Linked DNA regions of Homo sapiens: region 1 is linked to region 2. A link is an interaction called in ENCODE POLR2A ChIA-PET data of the cell type or tissue named here. Cell type or tissue: CD4-positive, alpha-beta T cell. All regions are shown on one strand. Links, peaks and the distances in the headings refer to the core of each region. The heading gives the core; the rest is flanking DNA.

The links. ChIA-PET counts read pairs that join two places held together with the same protein. Peaks named below come from ENCODE experiments on the same cell type or tissue, not always from the same donor. Only the 100,000 strongest peaks of a DNase experiment are listed, where the experiment ranks them.
Region 1: POLR2A ChIA-PET joins it to region 2 with 6 read pairs; 6 of 35 experiments call an interaction of 5 or more read pairs at or near these places.

Annotation. Positions count from the first base shown.
Region 1 is chr18:9,191,663-9,194,162 of GRCh38, forward strand. The region is part of intron 2 of ANKRD12 (ankyrin repeat domain 12); the gene reads left to right. Among named protein-coding and RNA genes, the nearest start is that of ANKRD12, 56 kb to the left of the region's middle. In CD4-positive, alpha-beta T cell, for the core only: no CTCF peak of the experiment used is centred there; no DNase peak of the experiment used is centred there.
Region 2 is chr18:9,108,356-9,124,960 of GRCh38, forward strand. NDUFV2 (NADH:ubiquinone oxidoreductase core subunit V2) reads left to right here. Exons shown (of 8, transcript NM_021074.5): 2 at 9,483-9,548; 3 at 10,971-11,033; 4 at 11,119-11,235; 5 at 14,158-14,326; 6 at 16,519-16,605. It overlaps NDUFV2-AS1 (NDUFV2 antisense RNA 1), which reads right to left. Exons shown (of 3, transcript NR_110772.1): 3 at 12,910-13,101. Among named protein-coding and RNA genes, the nearest start is that of NDUFV2, 14 kb to the left of the region's middle. RefSeq lists an enhancer at 5,293-5,542. In CD4-positive, alpha-beta T cell, for the core only: no CTCF peak of the experiment used is centred there; DNase peaks (open chromatin) are centred at 9,146 and 10,356; H3K4me3 peaks cover 1,855 bases; H3K27ac peaks cover 2,454 bases.

The DNA.
Region 1 (2,500 bases), core at 1-2,500, 74 kb after region 2:
TGCTTTGACTTCTGAGGCCTTGCTGAGCATTGAGAGACTGTATCTTCCAGGGCTAGCCAGTTCCTAGAGATAATAAACTCACTGTGAGCAAATCTTTCACTCTCAGACCGACCTATCTAGACCCCACATCCAAACCCCCAACTTTGTTGGGCTCTCACACTCTGGGCCACTGGCCATCTGTCCTAATCACCCCAGAACCAGGCACCAATTAGAGAAACAGCTCCCATACCCCAGAACCCACTGAAATTATTCAAGGTAGCCAATCCCAAGCCTGCTTACCCTGCTTCACACTTTTTTTCCTGTAGAAACTACAGTAAAGGCTCTTGCTCACATTTCACCTTTCTTCTTTTACCTCTTGACCAACCACCCTGGTACTTCCCTGTGTGGTCTGGAGTGGCATGATGTGGCATGGCATGCTCCCCACCCCTTGGAACTGTGAGTAACAATCTTTTCCATAGCAGTAATATCCTGATTTGTTGGTCTCACCATATAATAAAACCTACATTTTAAGTAACCTTATAAGCAAAACACCTTGTTTTTGAAGCTCCATTGGCAGAAGTGAAAAAATAGCTCGAGGATGTTAGTTGAAAGCTTGGAAATTGATCAAGAATGAATGTAGATGTTATTCTTGTCACTTTGTTCTTGCCATCATAGGGTTTTCTTTAATCTTTTGATACAATGAATTAAGAGGTTTTCTATCAGTGAACTGTCCTTGCATTCTCTAGATGAGCCCTGCTTGATTATAATATATTCTAAGAATTGAATTTGGCTTGATAGTCTGTTTAGGACTTTTGCATTTAAGTTCATAAGTGGATTTTTGTCTATAATTTTGTATCTTGTGCTGTTTTTTGGTATCAATTTCATTTTAGACTTCTAAAATGAATTGGGTAACTTCTAATCTTTCTGTGCTCTGGTATTTATAAGACATGGGAAATACCTGCTTCTTGAATTTTTGTTTTTTTGGTTAAAACTCTATTGTAAAATCTTGTGGAGTAGGTGCCTTTTTAAACATACATTTCACTATGGATTTATCTTTTTTTTTCCTCCTTTTTTTTTAGAGACAGGGTCTTGCTCTGCTCTGTCACCCAGCCTGGAATGCAGTGGCATGATTATAGGTCACTGCAGCCTTCTGCCTCAGCCTCCCGAGTAGCTGGGACTACAGGTGTGTGCCATTGCGCCCAGCTAGTTTTTAAAAATTTTTTATGGCGATGAGGTCTCACCACGTTGCCCAGGATGGTTTCAAACTCCTGTCCTCAAGTGATCCATCCGCCTCAGCCTCCCAGAGCATTGGGATTACAGATTTTAGCCACTGCACCCAGCCTGATTTACTGTTTTCTGTGGTAATTGGTCTGTTCTGGTTTTCCCTTCCTGTCATCCTGTCATGAGCTAGTTTTTAGTAATCCATATATTCCAAGGAAATTACCCATTTTTACAGGCTGTAAGTTTTTTAATAGTATAAAATTGAGTACAGCATTTTTTTTTTTTTTTTTTTGGATACAGGATCTCACTCTGTTGTCCAGCCTGGAGCACAGTGGCGAAGAACATGGCTCACTATAGCCTCAATCCTCCCAGCTCAAGCAGTCCTCCTGCCTCAGCCTCCCAAGTAGCTAGGAACACAGGCGCATGCCACCATGCCTGGCTAATTTTTAAATTTTTTTACAGAAACAAGGTCAGGGTCCCCCTGTGTGGCCCAGGCTGGTCTCAAACTCCTAGGCTTAAGTGATCCACCCACCTCTGCCTCCCAAAGTGCTAGGATTACAGGCATGAGCCACCATGCCCAGCCAACAGCATTCTTTCATAACTTTTTAATATTCCCTCTCTAGTTGTATTCAGGCTCAATCTCAGTGGTTTTTTTTTGTTTGTTTGGTTGTTTTTATCTTTTCTCTGTTTTTCATTATTAAGTTCACCAAAGGTTTGTTAATTTATTTGCTCTTTTAGAGTCATCTTTTGGTTTTATTGCTACTTTAAAAAAAATGACATTAATTTGTTATGCCCCTTTTTCCTCCTCATCCCTCCTTTATTTTTCATCTTGGGTTGAAAACTGGTATCTTTTATAGTCTGAATCTACTTTTCATTTGCTTTTGAGAGTTTCTACAATCATGATAAATTATCACTTATTATCATAGCTTGGGGAATGTTCTTTTAAGATCTCCTGCTAAGGCAGTGTGGCTTAGTTCTCAGTATGAAGCACATTTCTCACAAAGGAGTTGTCATACCCCAGTTTTAGATGTGCTGTATCAATTTGGATGTTTTGATTATAGGAGTGAACTTTATAATACCTATAGGTCACTTCACCTGATTGGGCGAGTACTTAGTATTTTTGTTTGGTATGTCATTCTTTTTCTAAAATGAATTATAAATCCATTTCTGGTTTTCTGATTTAAGAAATAGGGTTGTAATCTACTGGCCTGGATAGATTATTCTTTGGTTCCTGTGATCCTTACATATTTTCTTCTTTATTGGTAAATAATAGTGGTTCTCAAACTTTACTATGCATCAA
Region 2 (16,605 bases), core at 8,922-11,421:
AAAACTTAAATTTTAGTGGTTAAGGCATGTACTGAAGTCAGGAAAATCTGTATGTGGCATTTCATTTATTTAGCTGTGTGAGCTAGGGAAAGTTTTTCCCCCTTCTTTGAGCCTTAATTTTCTCACCTGTAAAACAAGATAATAATACCTACTTGGTAGGCTTGCTGAGAGGAATAAATGGATTATAGTGTAGATTTGTAGTTTATAGCATGAGATCTGACATAGAGTAAGCATTTGTATTTATGATTATCCTTGAAATAGATTTCACAATTATTAACCCAGCATCAACTTTGTTAAAATAAAATGCACTGAAAAACTTTTGTTTTTCATGGAATTTTTTTTTTTTTTTTTTTGAGACAGAGTCTTACTCTGTTGCCCAGGCTGGAGTTCAGTGGCGTGATTTTGGCTCACTGCAACCTCTGCCTCCCGGGTTCAAGCGATTCTCCTGCCTCAGCCTCCCAAGTAGCTGGGATTAAAGGTGCGTGCCACCACACCCGGCTAATTTTTGTACTTTTAGTAGAGATGGGGTTTCACCATGTTGGCTAGGCTGGTCTCAAACTCCTGACCTCCAGTGATCCACCTGCCTCGGCTCTCAAAGTGCTGGGATTACAGGCATGAGCCACTGCACCCAGCCTCAAGGATTTTTTTTAAATGTAAAATTACCTAGTCTGAATGAATGTATTGCAGACCCTGACTTTTTTAGGAGGTTTCAGTTTTCTTGCTTGAGCTGGCAATAGGGGAGGCTGTAGGTAACAAGTCAGCAGATGTTGTGAACAGTGAGAGGAAGGCACGGAGGGACCTCAGACCACTTTGGATTCACTAGAGATGTTTCATGTGTGCACTGTGACTCTTGCACAGGCAAATAGATATCTTGGTGGATTTAATCTGTAAATATTAGGGATCATCTAAAAGGTATATTCCTTGCCTTAGTTGGCCTCTAATAAAGGAAAAAAGAAGGGTTTTTGAATTGCCTGACCTTAGTCTTGTCTTTCTGACTAATTAGATTACTGCTTCTGTCAGTTTTGTCTTACAGCTTCTTAGTCTCTTATTAACTTCTCTTAGCTGGATGCATTTATAATGCAAATGTCTGATAGAACTGAAAAGTGAGCTTCGTTGGATGGTAGTATTGTTTGAACAACAGAAGAAATTCAGAAAAAGAGTAGAGCCCATGAAAAGACAATTAAGGAATCCTATTGGGGAGAATATAAAACTTTAATTTTTGTCATTTTGAGCTATTGGTATTGCCAGTGACAGTAAAAGGGAAAGGCTGGTAGAAAGAGCACAGGGCCCTTAGATTGAAAGAGCCTGGGCTCAAAATCCAGGTCTGTCACTAATTGTGCGGTATGGGGCAAGTTACTGTCTTTGAGCCTGAGTTTCTCTAAATGTAAAATGGAAATAATGACTCACTACAGATTTTTTAGGAATCGACGAAAAAAAGTATGTAGAAGAGCTTAACACAGAGGCACTCAAGTTTACTTGACTCCAACGAAAAGGCAGTCACTGTTTTGGCCTGCTTAAATCTTTTCTTTTCCTTCTGAAACACTGAAAAAAAAATAAGCTAGAATTCAAACCCACTGTTAATTTTGAGCTGTATATTAGGTTATGATCTTATTTACTTAAAAAAGTTACTTGGTTGCATGCTTTTCTTCTTAAAAAAAGGAAGTTACTTGGATTTTCAATTGGACTCAATTGGAATTTCTTGAGGTATAGACATTTCAGAGTCTAATGAGAAGCTAGATTCTAGAGAAAAGACTAGACTGTACTCAAAGAAGGGGGTGGGTGGGAACTCAGCTTATTCTTTGAATCATTCCAGCCTAGCTAGGTTGTTTTTTCCAGTTTTAAGCCTGGTCCTGGAATGCCTCTTTATTTCAAAGTGAAACAAAATTGAAATGGCCCAGTAAGTAGTGTAAAGATGTTAATGAGAACTTTTAATGTTTTATTCCTTTATTGAAAGTGTCTGACGTAGACATTACAATGAATGTAAAATAGGTGATATTCTTTAAACACACCAAAAAAACAATTTTCAAAGCCATTTTCAGGCCACCTGTAACTTGATAGGGATGAATAACAGTTTATGCCAGTTGAAAAAAACCGAGAGCTAAGATTTATCAGTTTATCTTCACTATTTAGTTTGTTTCTTTCTTTATTGTTTGTTTACTTACTACTTTTTTGAGACAGGGTCTCACTCTGTCTCCCAGGCTTGGGTGCAGTGCATGATCATGGCTCGCTGCAACCTCAACCTCTTGGGCGCAAGCGATGCTCCCACCTCAGCCTCTCAAGTGGCTGGGACTACAGGCATGTGCCACCATGCCTGGCTAACTTTTGTATTTTTTGTAGAGACAGGGTTTCACCATGTTGCCCACGCTGATATCAAACCCCTGGCTTCAAGCGATCTATGGGGCTTGGCTTTCCAAAGTTCTGGGATTATGGGTGTGAGCCACCGTGTCTGGCCAGCTTCTTTTATTTTATAAACATTATCTCAGCCCTTCTTATACAACTTTGAAGAGGTCGACTTCGGACTTTGAAATTAAGTTGCTCAAATGTTATGCTAGTGTGTATACGTTCAGGTTTTTTGCAGGAATAGAAGAGAAGGGTGGCAAGGATTAAAAAAAGATTAAATAACTTGCATCTTTCTCTCTTAACAGGAGCATTGTAAGCCAAGGAGGCAGGGCTTTTCATTTCTTATCTGCCTGCCTGTATATATGGAGGCCTGATTTTCTTCCTTAAACTCCTTGGTTTCTTAGACCTACTATGTTCTTTTAAAGCTTTGATGTCATCAAACAGTCAGGTGGCTAATAATAAGGTCATGGCCTTTGTAATCATCTGGCCCTAGGATCTAACATAATTTCTGCCAATAATTAGTGATGTGACCTAACCTTGAGAAGTTTTCATAACTCATTTAAATTTCTGGGAATAATACCCACCTTGCAGGAAACTTTAAGAATTAAATAATGTGTAAAAAGCTTAGTGCCTGACACATAGTACTTCTAATAATAATAGCTAATGATAGCCAACACTAATACAGTACTTACCATCTGCCAAGCAGAATATTAAGCACTTTACATGAAGTACATCTTTTTTTTTTCCCCCCGAGACAGAGTCTCACTCTGTTGCCCAGGCTGGAGTGCTGTGGCACGAGCTGGGCTCACTGCAACCTCTGCATCCTGAGTTCAAGCGATTCTCCTGCCTCAGCCTCCTGGTTAGCTGGGATTACAGGCACGTGCCACCACGCCCAGCTAATTTTTGTATTTTTAGTAGGGATGGGGTCTCATCATGTTGGCTAGGCTGGTCTCGAACTCATGACCTCAGGTGATCCGTCCGCCTCAGCCTCCTAAAGTGATGGGATTACAGGCATGAGCTACTGTGCCCGGCCTGAAGTACATCTTTTAATGCTCTCAAGAACCCTATGAAGTACATGCCGTTATTTTTCTGTTTTTATAAATGAGGAAACAGGCTCTAGAGCTGAGCTTTTAGCCATTTTGCTATATTGTCTCTCCATACATAGGATATTTATGGAATATTAGATAACAGTGATACATCCCACCTTCAGAGGTGCTAGAATGTGGAAAATGTGTTTATTAGAAATGATGAAATTGACATTTCATATACTAGAACGTGTTTGGTGTTGGTCATCTTTTACACCACACTCAGCATCAGAAGGGTTTTTTTTTTTTTTTTTTTGATAGAGAATCTCGCTCTGTCGCCCAGGCAGGAATGCAGTGGCTCGATCTCAGCTCACTGCAACCTCCACCTCCTGGGTTCAAGCAATTCTCCTGTCTCAGCCTCCCAAGTAGCTGGGACTACAGGTGTGCGCCACCACACGCGGTGAATTTTTGTATTTTTAGTAGAGATGGGGTTTCACCATATTGGCCAGGCTGATCTCGAACTCCTGACTTTGTGATCTGCCCACCTTGGCCTCCCAAAGTGCTGGGTTTACAGACGTGAGCCACTGCGCCTGGCCAGAAGGATGGTACTTTTAAAATTAGTTTGGTGATATTAGACAGGATGTTTTGGATTGAGAAAAAGGGATCAGCCAGAAGACTTACAGTAATGCACAGACATGAAATAATGTCTGAAATAGTGGTGATAGTAAGACAGGGAAAGAACTAAAGACTTCATTGGGTTTTTTTGTTTGTTTTTGTTTTGAGACAGGGTCTCACTTTGTCACCCAGACTGGAGTGCAGTGGTGTGATCTCAGCTCACTGCAACCTTCACCTCCCAGGTTCAGGCGATTCTCCCACCTCAGCCTCCTGAGTAGCTGGGACTACAGGTGTGCGCCACCACACCCGGCCAATTTTTGTATTTTTTGGTAGAGATGCAGTTTCACCACGTTGGCCAGGCTGGTCTTGAACTCCTGACCTCAAGTGATACGCTTGCCTTGGCCTCCCAAAGTGCTGGGATTACAGGCATGAGCCACTGTACCCGGCCCTTCATTGGTTTTTAAAAGTTTAAATGTAATACATATAATGGCAAAAAATTCAAACAGTAAGCAAGGCTACATATTATAGTATATATACATAACAGTACAGAGTAGGGATACAAGAATATGTATTATGATAAAAAATATATGTTGCATATATTATATATGTTAACCCATGATACATCCCACCTTCTAACTTTCCACATTCTAACACCTCTGAAAGTGGGATGTATCACTGTTATCTAATATTCCATAAATACTCTACATATGGAGAGACAATACAACAAAACAGTTAAAAGCTCAGCTCCAGAGCCTGTTTCCTCATTTGTAAAAACAGAATAATAACAGTATGTACTTCATAGGTACATAGGTACTTGATAGGTATTTAATGCTTCTTGAGAGCATTAAGAGATGTATTTCATGGAAAGTGTTTAATATTCTGCCTGGCAGTAAAGACTAAATTTTCTTCCCACTCCAGATCTTGATTCCTCTCCTTAGAGACAGCAGCTGTTACTGGTTTCTTTTATGATGTCTCTGTTGAGATATTTTGATAGAAAAAGCAGTAAAAAATGGAAACTGGCACATTTCTAGATTTTATTGACTTTCTTAAGAACTTTGACAGATCTGAAATTTTACCCCATTTGTAAGCTAACAAGTTAACCTGCCTCAGTTTCATGGATGCTGGCAGGAGGCAGCATCCTGGGTCAGTAGGCAGCATGAACTTCATGTCAGTTCCCTTTGACATTCATATCTCACGGTAAGGGAGGAGACCACCCCTCATATTGTCTTATGCCCAATTTCTGCCTCCAAAAAAAGAAGAAGTAAAAACTAAAAGGCAGAAATGAAATCCACAAGCAGATAGCCCGGTGCCACACCCTGGGCCTGGTAAAGATCAACCCCTGACCTAATTGGTTATTTATAGATTACAGACATTGTATAGAAAAGCACTGTGAAAATCCCTGTCCTGTTCTGTTCCATTCTACCCCCTGCTTGCTCAATCGATCACGACCCTCCCAAACAGACCCCCTTAGAGTTGTGAGCCCCTAAAAGGGACAGGAATTGCTCACTTGGGGAGCTCGGTTGTTGGAGACAAGAGTCTTGCCGAAGCTCCCGGCTGAATAAAGCCCTTCCTTCTCAGTGTCTGAGGGGTTTTGTCTGTGGCTTGTCCTGCTACAATGGGAGTGACATGGAACAGCCTAGGTGAGTGCTGTGCATCACTGCTAAGGGACCTTGAGCTTGGGAAACCCTGTCTGTAAGAAAACTCACTCAACTTTTGCCCCAGGAGAAGGTATTTTATACAAAAATAATAGAAAAGATGGTCTTAAACAAAAGCTGTTCAGTGCTGCTGCTCACCAAATGCACAAACCTAAGACCCATGGAAATCTTTCTACCAGCCTATTTCTTCCTCCTTCCCCACTTTCTTTAACTAAAAGAGAAATTTATGAATTAATTTCAGTGGAGAAGTAGATGGTTTTTTAACCATCAAATACATTATAATTTTACTAGAAAAAGTATAAGCATTATACATATGGATATAAAGAAAAAATAATTATGTGCAAATGCAAGAATATTGGCAGTATGTTGTGTTTGACAGTAACTCTTTGATAAAGTCAACTAACAGCACAATTTTTTAAAAATAGGTGTAGTTTTAAAATGCAGTTGTTTGGATCTTTTTTTTTTTTTTTTTTTTAGTTATTAAATGTTTTATCCTTGTGTCAGTTAAGCAGGTGATAATGCTTTACAGGTTATATAGTACTTTCAGAGAAACTTTACTTAAATCTCAAAATAGTCCAATAAGAAGATAACCCTGTTTTATAGGTACAGAAATTGAGGCTTAAAAAAAAATTAAGTGAGTTGTTCTAGGTCAGATGTTAGTAAGTGGCAGAATGGTAATCTAAACCCAAGGCCTCAACAACTACAAAAAATCTGAAAGTCTGTTTTTTTCCTAGAGTTTAGCTACTTTATCCTGACCCTTCTCAATCAGTAGTCTGTCTTCAACGATTTGGACTTCAAACCACTTTTAGAAATATGTCTGTGAACTCATGTGCGTATCCAGAGCTTTACAAGTCAGCAAGAGAATGCCTCAGAATAGATTTTCCAATATGTAGCAACATAAGCCTAAAGAATAATTTTCAAGATTATCTCTATATTTTTATTTTAAGTAAAAGTACATGACAGATCCTGGATTAATGAGAAAGGGATCAAATATTAATCCAAAATGGAAGCTATTTTAATTTAGACATTTGGTGGTATTTAATTTGATATACAAGGAGGTTAGAAGGAGAAATAGGTTTTACAATAGAGATAAGTTTTTCTTATACCTGCTGAGTGTTTTATTTTAAGTAGGATTTTTTTGGCCAGTTAATCCATGCTAATAGGAAATTTGGAAAATAGAGAAAAATATAAAAAATGTAAAATAAGAGTCCCTTATTTCATTAACATCGTAATAAGAGATAAGCACTTTTAATTATTTATGGCCTTCTAGTCTTTTAATCAGTGTCTGTATTTAATGTAATTGGGATGATAATTTATGCATTTTTGTTTTTTTTGTTTTGTTTAACCCTGATTCCAGTTTCTACATGATTATTTTTACGACATATTTTTGTTAGCTACATAACGTTCTAGTGTCAGAATTATTAGTATTTAGTTAAAACCTGCTCAGATTGGGTTTTTAGGTTGTGTTTTTGCTGCAATAAACATAATAGGAACAACATGTTTTCATGTAAAGCTTTATCCTCATTTTGTACTGCAGGAAAAATACCTAGGTTAGAATTACTAAATTAAAAAATGGACACTTGGGGCCAGGCGCAGTGGCTTACGCCTGTAATTCCACCACTTTGGGGAGCTGAGGCGGGCAGATCACTTGACATCGAGAGTTCAAGACCAGCCTGACCAACATGGAGAAACCCCGTCTCTACTAAAAATACAAAAAATTATCCAGACGTAGTGGCACATGCCTGTAATCTCAGCTACTTGGGAGGCTGAGGTAGGAGAATCGCTTGAACCCGGGAGGCAGAGGTTGTGGTGAGCCGAGATCATGCCATTGAACTCCAGCCTGGGCAACAAGAGCGAAACTCCGTCTCCAAAAAAAAAAAAAGACACTTATTTAGGCTTTCCATATATCATGGTAATTTGCTTTCTAAAAGGCTATATGAATTTTTAAGTGTGCTTGTTTCTCTATATGCTCAACAGAATGGAATGCTATCTTAAAAGAAAAAAGATACTTGGTAGTTTGATAACTAGTAATGTTATTTTAAGTTGTATGTTTTTAGTTACTAGTAAGCAGTTTGAATTCTGTGAAACTTTTGTTCATGATCTTTACTCATTTTTTAAGTGCATTTATGATCTCTTCAGGCTATTAGCCTCTTGTCATCAAATGTGTGTAAGATTTAAGACTCATCACTGTCAAGTTAATGGATGAGTTCTCAGAGGCAAAGGCTTTATAGAGAAAAGAAGATAGGAGTGTGAACTGAGCCCTGAGGACAGCCTGCAAGGAGTGGATAAAAAGCCAATAAACAGAAAATGTTAGTGTTCAGAAATTAGGAGAAGACTGAATACTTTCCCTACTCTTAAAATTAATCCTTTTATTATAAGTATACAGTCTTTTCTCTCAGAATTTAGTTAAGTAACTCACTGATGTTACTCAAAAATTGTTACTCGATTAAAAAAATTTTCTGAGCTAAGATGACAGTGACTGTCTTCTAAATTTTAGTTTCAGTTAATTTTTCAAAACAAAACCAACACAATCAAAGCCCCCTTGTGCACCTCTGACTGTATCCCTCCCTGCCTTCCAATTATCCTGAAATTGATATTTATCACTCCCATCTTTTGTACGTGTGTCTCACATCCTGTACCTTAGTCTTTTCTTGTTAATTAAAGCAGATGTTCCATGTAAACTTATTTATTAATATTTCTTCAACTGAAATATCATTTGGACCTAGGGTAAAGTTAAATATACTATTGTGTTATATTACTCCGTTTACTTTCTTCTATGTTTGCCTTTGAATTGTCCAACTCTTTGCTAGTTCCATGCTTGGTTTAACCCAGCCAGTGTTCTGCCGTCTGTGGTTAGTAGAACTCAGAAATTGGAGGAATCCAGAACAGTAGTTGAAATACTTGGGGGCGGGGGACAGGGTAGGAGTGGAGGGTAGGAGCAAGAGGGCAAAGAGAAATGAAATGCAGCTGAGAGAATAATCAGATTCCTTCCAAAGCAACTGAACATTGTCAGTCCGCATAGCATCATAAATAGCTTTCTGAAACTACTTTTTTTTTTTTTTTTGAGACGGAGCCTTGCTCTGCTGCTCAGGCTGGAGTGCGGTGGCGCGATCTCGGCTCACTGCAACCTCTGCCTCCCAGGTTCAGGCGATTCTCCTGCCTAAGCCTCCCGAGTAGCTGGGACTACCAGCGTGCGCCACCACGCCCAGCTAATTTTTGTGTTCTTAGTAGAGATGGGGTTTTACCATGTTGGCCAGGATGGTCTCGATCTCTTGACCTCGTGATCTCCTTGCCTTAGCCTCCCAAAGTGCTGGGATTACAGGCATGAACCACCACACCCGGCCAGAAACTACTTTTTACGGCTGGAGTTTCAGAACTAATTTAGTAAAGGATTGAAAAGGAAGGAGGATACAGTTGACTCATTTGTACAGAGTATATGACTCATTTGTACAGAATGAAAACATGTTTATGAAGGTTCACACTAAGTGAAAGCTGGCATCCAAGTTGATTCAGACAAAAGTGAAAGTCAAGAAGTTAATAGTACATTAATTCTCCAAATGCATGCCAGCAGAGCGTGGCAGGAAGGTACACAAGTCAGCAGATCTGGGTTGTCCTGGTTCTCCTATTGACTCGTGTGTGTGATGTTAGGTGGGTGAATCTTGGCTTTGAATCTCCATTTGTAAAATAACTCTCCTGAAATAGAGATGGATAGGGTAGAATACCATATTTCTTAAGATCTTTTATAAGTTGATTCCATTGTTGTAAATTATGAATCCTAAAGTATTTCTTTATGAAAAATTTTTTAAGGCTATGATTTACTAAACTTTCTTAAAATTTTAAATTTTAGGGAAGACATGTAAGGAATTTGCATAAGACAGTTATGCAAAATGGAGCTGGAGGAGCTTTATTTGTGGTAAGTAATTACTTAGATTTCTTTGGAAAGAAAAGACTTGGAAATTGGGGTAAATCCATTGTAAAAATCCAAAATATCTTAAATACCATTGTCTTTGATATATGATGGTCATCGTGAGAATTTACATACAGCTAATTGAATTTACTACATTTCAAAAGATGTTGGTTCCAGTTGAACCTCATGAGTTTAAATTAGTATCAGGAAAACTCTGGGAATAAGAATTTATTTCCAGTGAAATTACTGTGTGAGCCCTAACCTGATTCTCATCACACTTTGGGTTCTCAGTCATGTTGGCTTACTGAGAGTTTGGAGATTGTAACTTGTTGAATCCCAAAATGACACTAGTTTGAAACTCATGGATTTTAGTAATGTAGTAACTAGATTAGCAGCTGGTCTTTATATTTTTAGTTTCCGGAGTTTTAACTATAAATAGAAGTCTGTGAACTCCCCAGATTAGTTGCACAATTTGGAAAGGATAAGATATTATATCTCCCTTTTCTGACAAGGTGCTGTTTTCAGGGATTAATCTAGTATAAAGGCAATATAGTGGACTTGTGTGATGATTTAGAGTTAGTGGTGTAAGAAGTAGCTTCCTGCTATATATCAAGCATCAAATTGGCCACATATTTGAGATCATTGTCCAGAGTGTCTGTTTTCTTTCCTCTTTTGGCTTATGTCCTTTAAAAAGCAGAACTCCGAGAGTTAACATATCAAGAGATTCATTTCTGTATTCACCACACATACATAACATTAATTGATCGTAAGTGTTAATCTCAGTGTGACTCATTTGATTTCCTGTTGACATGCCATTTCTTGTCAGTTTTTGAAGAGGGCCTGCTTCTGCTCTTTTAAGAAGAGATAAAGCTTCTTGCTGTTGGCTATTATGGAAAACGTGGGAAAGAGATGGTGCTGTTTTTTTTTTTTTTTTTTTTTTTTTAAGATGGTCCTTTTGTACCCTCCTAAAGTAATGGGTCTTAACCCTTTTGGATCCCAGATCCCTTTGACAATCTGATAACCTTGCTTTTGGGAAAATACACATATGTTCACATTTAAAATTTTGTGTTTTAATTTCATAAAGGCTTCCAATAATTGGTAATGTTTTGGTAATTCTATCAGAAGATCTTACTCTCTAATGAAGCTGGATAACACTTTTTGTTGTTTGGGTTTTTTTGGTCCTAAAGGTACTTCTCTTATTCTTTAAATGGTCCTTTGTAAATTTTTAAATTCTGCTAACTTTACTTTGGTAATCATACTTATCAAATGTGTGTTTAGACATTCTTTTTGATGGAAGGATAGGGTGGTATATATCATGTTGGAATTAAAATGGAGAGATTAAACAATAAGTAATAGTATAGTAATGTACAGTGTCATTCACACTTGAGAGAATTTGGATAAGTCTGAAAAACTGTTTTTGTTGTGTAGCACAGAGATACTCCTGAGAATAACCCTGATACTCCATTTGATTTCACACCAGAAAACTATAAGGTATGGCTAAATTAACATTATAATTAATTTACCAAATAGGTAATATTTTCTAGATGTATAAAATGATGTTCTTTCTTTTATACAGAGGATAGAGGCAATTGTAAAAAACTATCCAGAAGGCCATAAAGCAGCAGCTGTTCTTCCAGTCCTGGATTTAGCCCAAAGGCAGAATGGGTGGTTGCCCATCTCTGCTATGAACAAGGTACTGGATTCATTTTTGCCTTAGTTCTAAAAGAGAAGAGATTGTGTATGATAATTTCCTTTTATAGAAATTACTCTGATCATCTCCAGTGTCAGAATCTAGGATTTTGGAGCCCTTTAGCCATTTGTATGTTTCCTTGAATTGTCTTTGTGTTTTTGTTCATTCCCTTAATGCATAGAGGTGATTTCTAACCTTGCAGGAAATAAGGAAGGCATTATGGTGAAAGAGGGTATGTGTTTTTTTTTTTCCTTTTGAAGGAAATGGTCAAAGATAAAAGATTCCAAATGTGTATAACTTAGTGTCAAGATATTCTGAAAATTAATGTAATATTTAAACACTAGAATTACAGAAAAGAAGATCTGCTCACTAGTATGAAAATTTTTAATATTTTACATCTTTGGCTGTAGGCTGTAAGAAAAATCTGTATAATAGGTGATATTTATACAATTTGATTATGCTACTTTGGAATCAACGACCTATAGAAATGCTATGGATGACCCATTTTATTCAAAGTTACTCTATTCATATAATATTCATTTTTCCTAATAGTTTTGAGCAGTAATACAAATTTCAAGTTTATTCGTATCCTGTTAATACAAATAACTACATTTGTGTGGTGATGTATTACAGCATATCATTTATAAAGTGCCATACACAAACCACATACTATTTGATTCTGATGAGAATCACATAACCATTAAGCTGTGTTATATAATGGAAAATATTTTTGACTTAGAACTAAGACACCTGATTTTTCTCTGAACTTCCTCATTGGCAATGAAAGTTTTGAACCAGGTAGACCTCTTCTAATTATTAAGTTATGATTTCTGAGCGGTAGTGCTAGGACTGAATTCATTTCTAAATCAGTGCATTTTCTACTTGACTGACTATAACAGAGATTTTGTTGTACTTCATTCTTACCACTTTCTAAACTTAATTTGGTTATAACTCTTAGGCTAGACAATCATCTTTCTGAGAGAATAGGAATGTCCTCAATTTATCTAATAGAATCCTAAATGCAAATTTTAGATTTAGTTTATTGATATTTTATTTTATTTGCATTGTATAGTACTATAACACTGGTTTTTCCCTATGAAAAATATTATAAAGCAAGTTTAGTGAGTTACTATCCTGAGTAAACATAGGTGGTTATTTCTTCGATAAATTATGTATTTCTTGGGAAGTTACTTAACATTTTTTTAAATTAAAATAGCCAACTTTATAATGATTTAGGTATATGTTTCTAATTATAATGTTATTATTTTGAAAAAATCATATTTTTAGTAATGGTAAGCCTGTTGGAAATCTTGCTGAGTGGCACGTTAGCAGAGCAAAATAAAAATAAATAAGAAACTGAAAGTGAAAACATTTAAAAAATAAGACAGGCATGGTGGTGCATGCCTGTAGACCCAGGTACTCAGGATGTTGATGTGGGAGGATTGCTTGAGCTTAAGACCAGCCTGGGCAAGATGGTGAGACCCTATCTCTTAAAAAATATGTATTTATATATTGTCCTATTATATTTAGGGTTGGATTTGTGTGGGGGAAAGGCAGGAAGTGTAGGGTATAGGGAATAGACTCAAGATTCTTTGCACTTTACATTTGGGACTTTTATTTTAATGTTACTGCCCCTCCCCCCAACCCATGAAACACCTAACCTTACAACAAAAAATATCCAGAAGCTTAATAATTATTTATTTAACCGTCACTAAGGTGTAGGGAGATGTGCAGAATTCCAGGAAGGAGTCTTTTCCTAATTAGACAGTCAGAGCCTCATTCCAGATTTATTATTCCTTTGGTAGGGTTCCAGCATGTATATTTTGATAGAGAGCTCCCCAGATTCAGGGATACGTCCTTGATTCAGAACTGCCGAATGAAATAGCACAATTACTTTATCTGTCACAAGTGAGCCATGATTAGATGTCTTTTGAGAATATATTTCCTTTAGAATTCCTAATATGAGAAAGTTAACATACTTGTCTGAAATGCCCGCTCTTCTTTTATATTAGAATATGGATATATCTATAATTTTTAAGAATGCCAGATAGTAAGTCTTAATGATAATAGGTCACCTAGAAAGTTGTAGACAGAATTATAAATCACGATAGACAAGGACCAGCCCTGGCAAACAGCTAGAAATCCTCGTTTTCCCTAACAGACTTGCCCTAAGAAAAGATGCTGAGTTAGTGATCCCCTTAGTCCTGAACACCAGAATGTCAAAACAATTGTTTTCTATTAATGTCTTGACGTGAAGGGTTAGAAAGTACTAGACTATATGATTCAACTTTCAAAAGAGTATTGTGATATGAAATAGAAGTAGTGTGCTGGATTCTGGGAGAGGAGTGTGTGATTGTGTATGATAATATGTGTATACATATATGTAGAGATATAAAATTTTGAGTTTACATATTTAAAATATGGGCCAATAGTGAGCTTTGATTTTCAACCTTTTTTTCTGTTGCTGTACCATTTGTATGTAGGCTGTTTGGAAAAAATTGGTGAGAGTTTAAAAAATCTAATTGCTTCTTTTATTGGGGTTTGGCCATCAATTTTTTGCCATTTAGACAGATTATAAAATGTGAGTTGACATGATCAAAGTAGAAATTCTTAATAGTGAAATACTTAAAGATTTAGAGAAAAAGAATATCCTTTTACAGAGGTGAGAAGTAGGGTAGAAGGAGGAAGTGCTGTTAACTCCATTAACTTTCGGGCTCTGTATGGTTTAAGTGTAAGTACATTGTCTGCAAAAATTGAAGAGTTTATATCTCCCAGTTATCCAAGACAAGTATGTTTTCTGCTCTTGAAGAACTTTTCTGTTTTTACCAAATTGAGACAATATTGAAATTATACTTTGTACAACATAATTAAAGCTCCATTACTAACACTGTAATTATCTTATTTTTAAATGTCCTAATATTTTAGGTTGCAGAAGTTTTACAAGTACCTCCAATGAGAGTATATGAAGTAGCAACTTTTTATACAATGTATAATCGAAAGCCAGTTGGAAAGTATCACATTCAGGTCTGCACTACTACACCCTGCATGCTTCGAAACTCTGACAGCATACTGGAGGCCATTCAGAAAAAGCTTGGTAGGGAATACATGATATTTGTAACACTGATAAAAAGTAGAATTGTCTCTCTAGATTTGGTACATTTCTATCTAAAATTTCCAACTTCTGCCATCTTATTGGATCTGTACTTACCTAGTAATATTTTGTGTTACTGTGTTTCCACATCTTTATTTCTTCCTATTTGGTATTCTTCCTCAGTTCTTAGTGTTAAAGCTGAGTTTTTAATTTTTTCTTTTTTAATCAGTATGTTTGAAATGCTTGTAGAAGTTATAAAATATTCGTTGTTTAGAAGATTGTTTCACTTAGAAAATTGTTTCACTTACTATTCTATGACAGCATGTGGTATATTAAAAAGTGACCCATTATTGTCTTTATATTCTTCTAAAGAAGTCATGGAACAAATAAGATACAAGCATAGTAAGAATGCTTTGGGAAGGGAAATTTGAAACAGATGTTATTACAGTAGCATTTGAAAAGTAAATTAGCATTTTAAAAGTAAATGGGCATTTTCCCCTACAAAACTGCCATTGCTACACTTCTAACTATATATGTCAAATGAAGTAATATTTTGTTATTGAATATAATATGTGCATGTTGTAAAAATAGCTGGGTGGTATTGAAATATATAAAACAGCTGAAGTTGGCTCAAACCCCCCCACCCCCAACACCATCAAGGTATAAATCCTGATAACAATTGGATATATTAGTTGTAGATTTTATATCATTTTAATTATTAAATATATAAATGTACTACATGTATGCTTGCTTTTTAGACTTTATTTTGGCTGTATTTCTACAGCACAATATATATGTCTGCCTCATTTTTTTTTTCTGTTTTTTTGAGTTGAGGTCTCACTTTGTCACCAGGCTGGAATGCAGTGGCTGGATCATGGCTCACTGCAGCCTCCAATTCCTGGGCTCAAGTGATCTTCTGCCTCACCCTTCCAAGTAGCTGTAGCTATGGGTGCATGCTGCCAAGCCCAGCTAATTGATTTTTGTTTGTTTTTGTAGAGAGGGGTCTTGCTATGTTGCCCAGGCTGGTGGTTGTGAAATCCTGGCCTCAAGCAATCCTCCTACCTTGGCCTCCCAAGTGCTGGGATCACAGGTGTGAGCCACCATGCTTGGCCTGCCTCATTTTTCTTTTACAAACAGTTACTTTGATGTACACACACATCTTTGCGTACTTGTCCTGTTGTATGCTGAGATAGTTTACAAGAAGTAGAATTGTAGGGTCAGACTTTACCGTATTTTTCCCAAATGCCTTCCCTAAATGTATGAGACTACCCATTTTCTTCACATCCCTTGATAATCTTTGACGTTAGGAGTTTTCTGAGTCTTTGCCAAATCTGATAATGTGACTGTGATTTTAGTAGTTTAATTATTACAATCAAAATGAAAATAATACAGCCTGATGCACTGCTGTATAACAGTAAACACTGGTGATAAGTCCTCTGAAATTTGATTGCTTTTAAAGGAACAAGTCCACTAAAAACTTCCTTGAATGTTAAAATTACATAGAGTTTTTTTTTTGTTTTTTTTTTTTGAGAGAGTCTTGCTCTGTCACCCAGGCTGGAGTACAGTAGCACAATCATGACTACTGTAAAAAATTTTTACTACTGTAAAAAAATTTTTAATTTTTTTGTAGAGCTGTGTCTCCCTATGTTGCCCAGACTGGTCTCAAATTCCTGGGCTCAAGCCATCCTCGCACCACGGCCTCCCAAGGTGCTGGGATTATAGGACGGAGCCACTCCACCTGGCCTAGGATTTTTTTCTTTTTAAAAAACTTTTTTTTTTTTTTTTTTGGAGATGGAGTCTTGCTCTGTTGCCCAGGCTGGAGTGCAGTGGCGCAATCTCGGCTCACTGCAAGCTCCGCCTCCTGGGTTCACGCCACTCTCCTGCCTCAGCCTCCCGAGTAGGTGGCACTACAGGTGCCCGCCACCACACCTGGCTAATTTTTTGTATTTTTAGTAGAGACGGGGTTTCACCATGTTAGCCAGGATGGTCTAGATCTCCTGACCTCGTGATCTGCCCACCCCAGCCTCCCAAAGTGCTGGGATTACAGGCGTGAGCCACCGCGCCTGGCCTCTTTTTAAAAAACTTAATAGTCTTAAACTTTTAATATACCTCTATAAAAATTCTTTTTTTTTTTTTTAAACCAAATGACTATTAAAATATAACCTGGTCCTTAGAGTGTTTATTTGTATTTTTAGGAATAAAGGTTGGGGAGACTACACCTGACAAACTTTTCACTCTTATAGAAGTGGAATGTTTAGGGGCCTGTGTGAACGCACCAATGG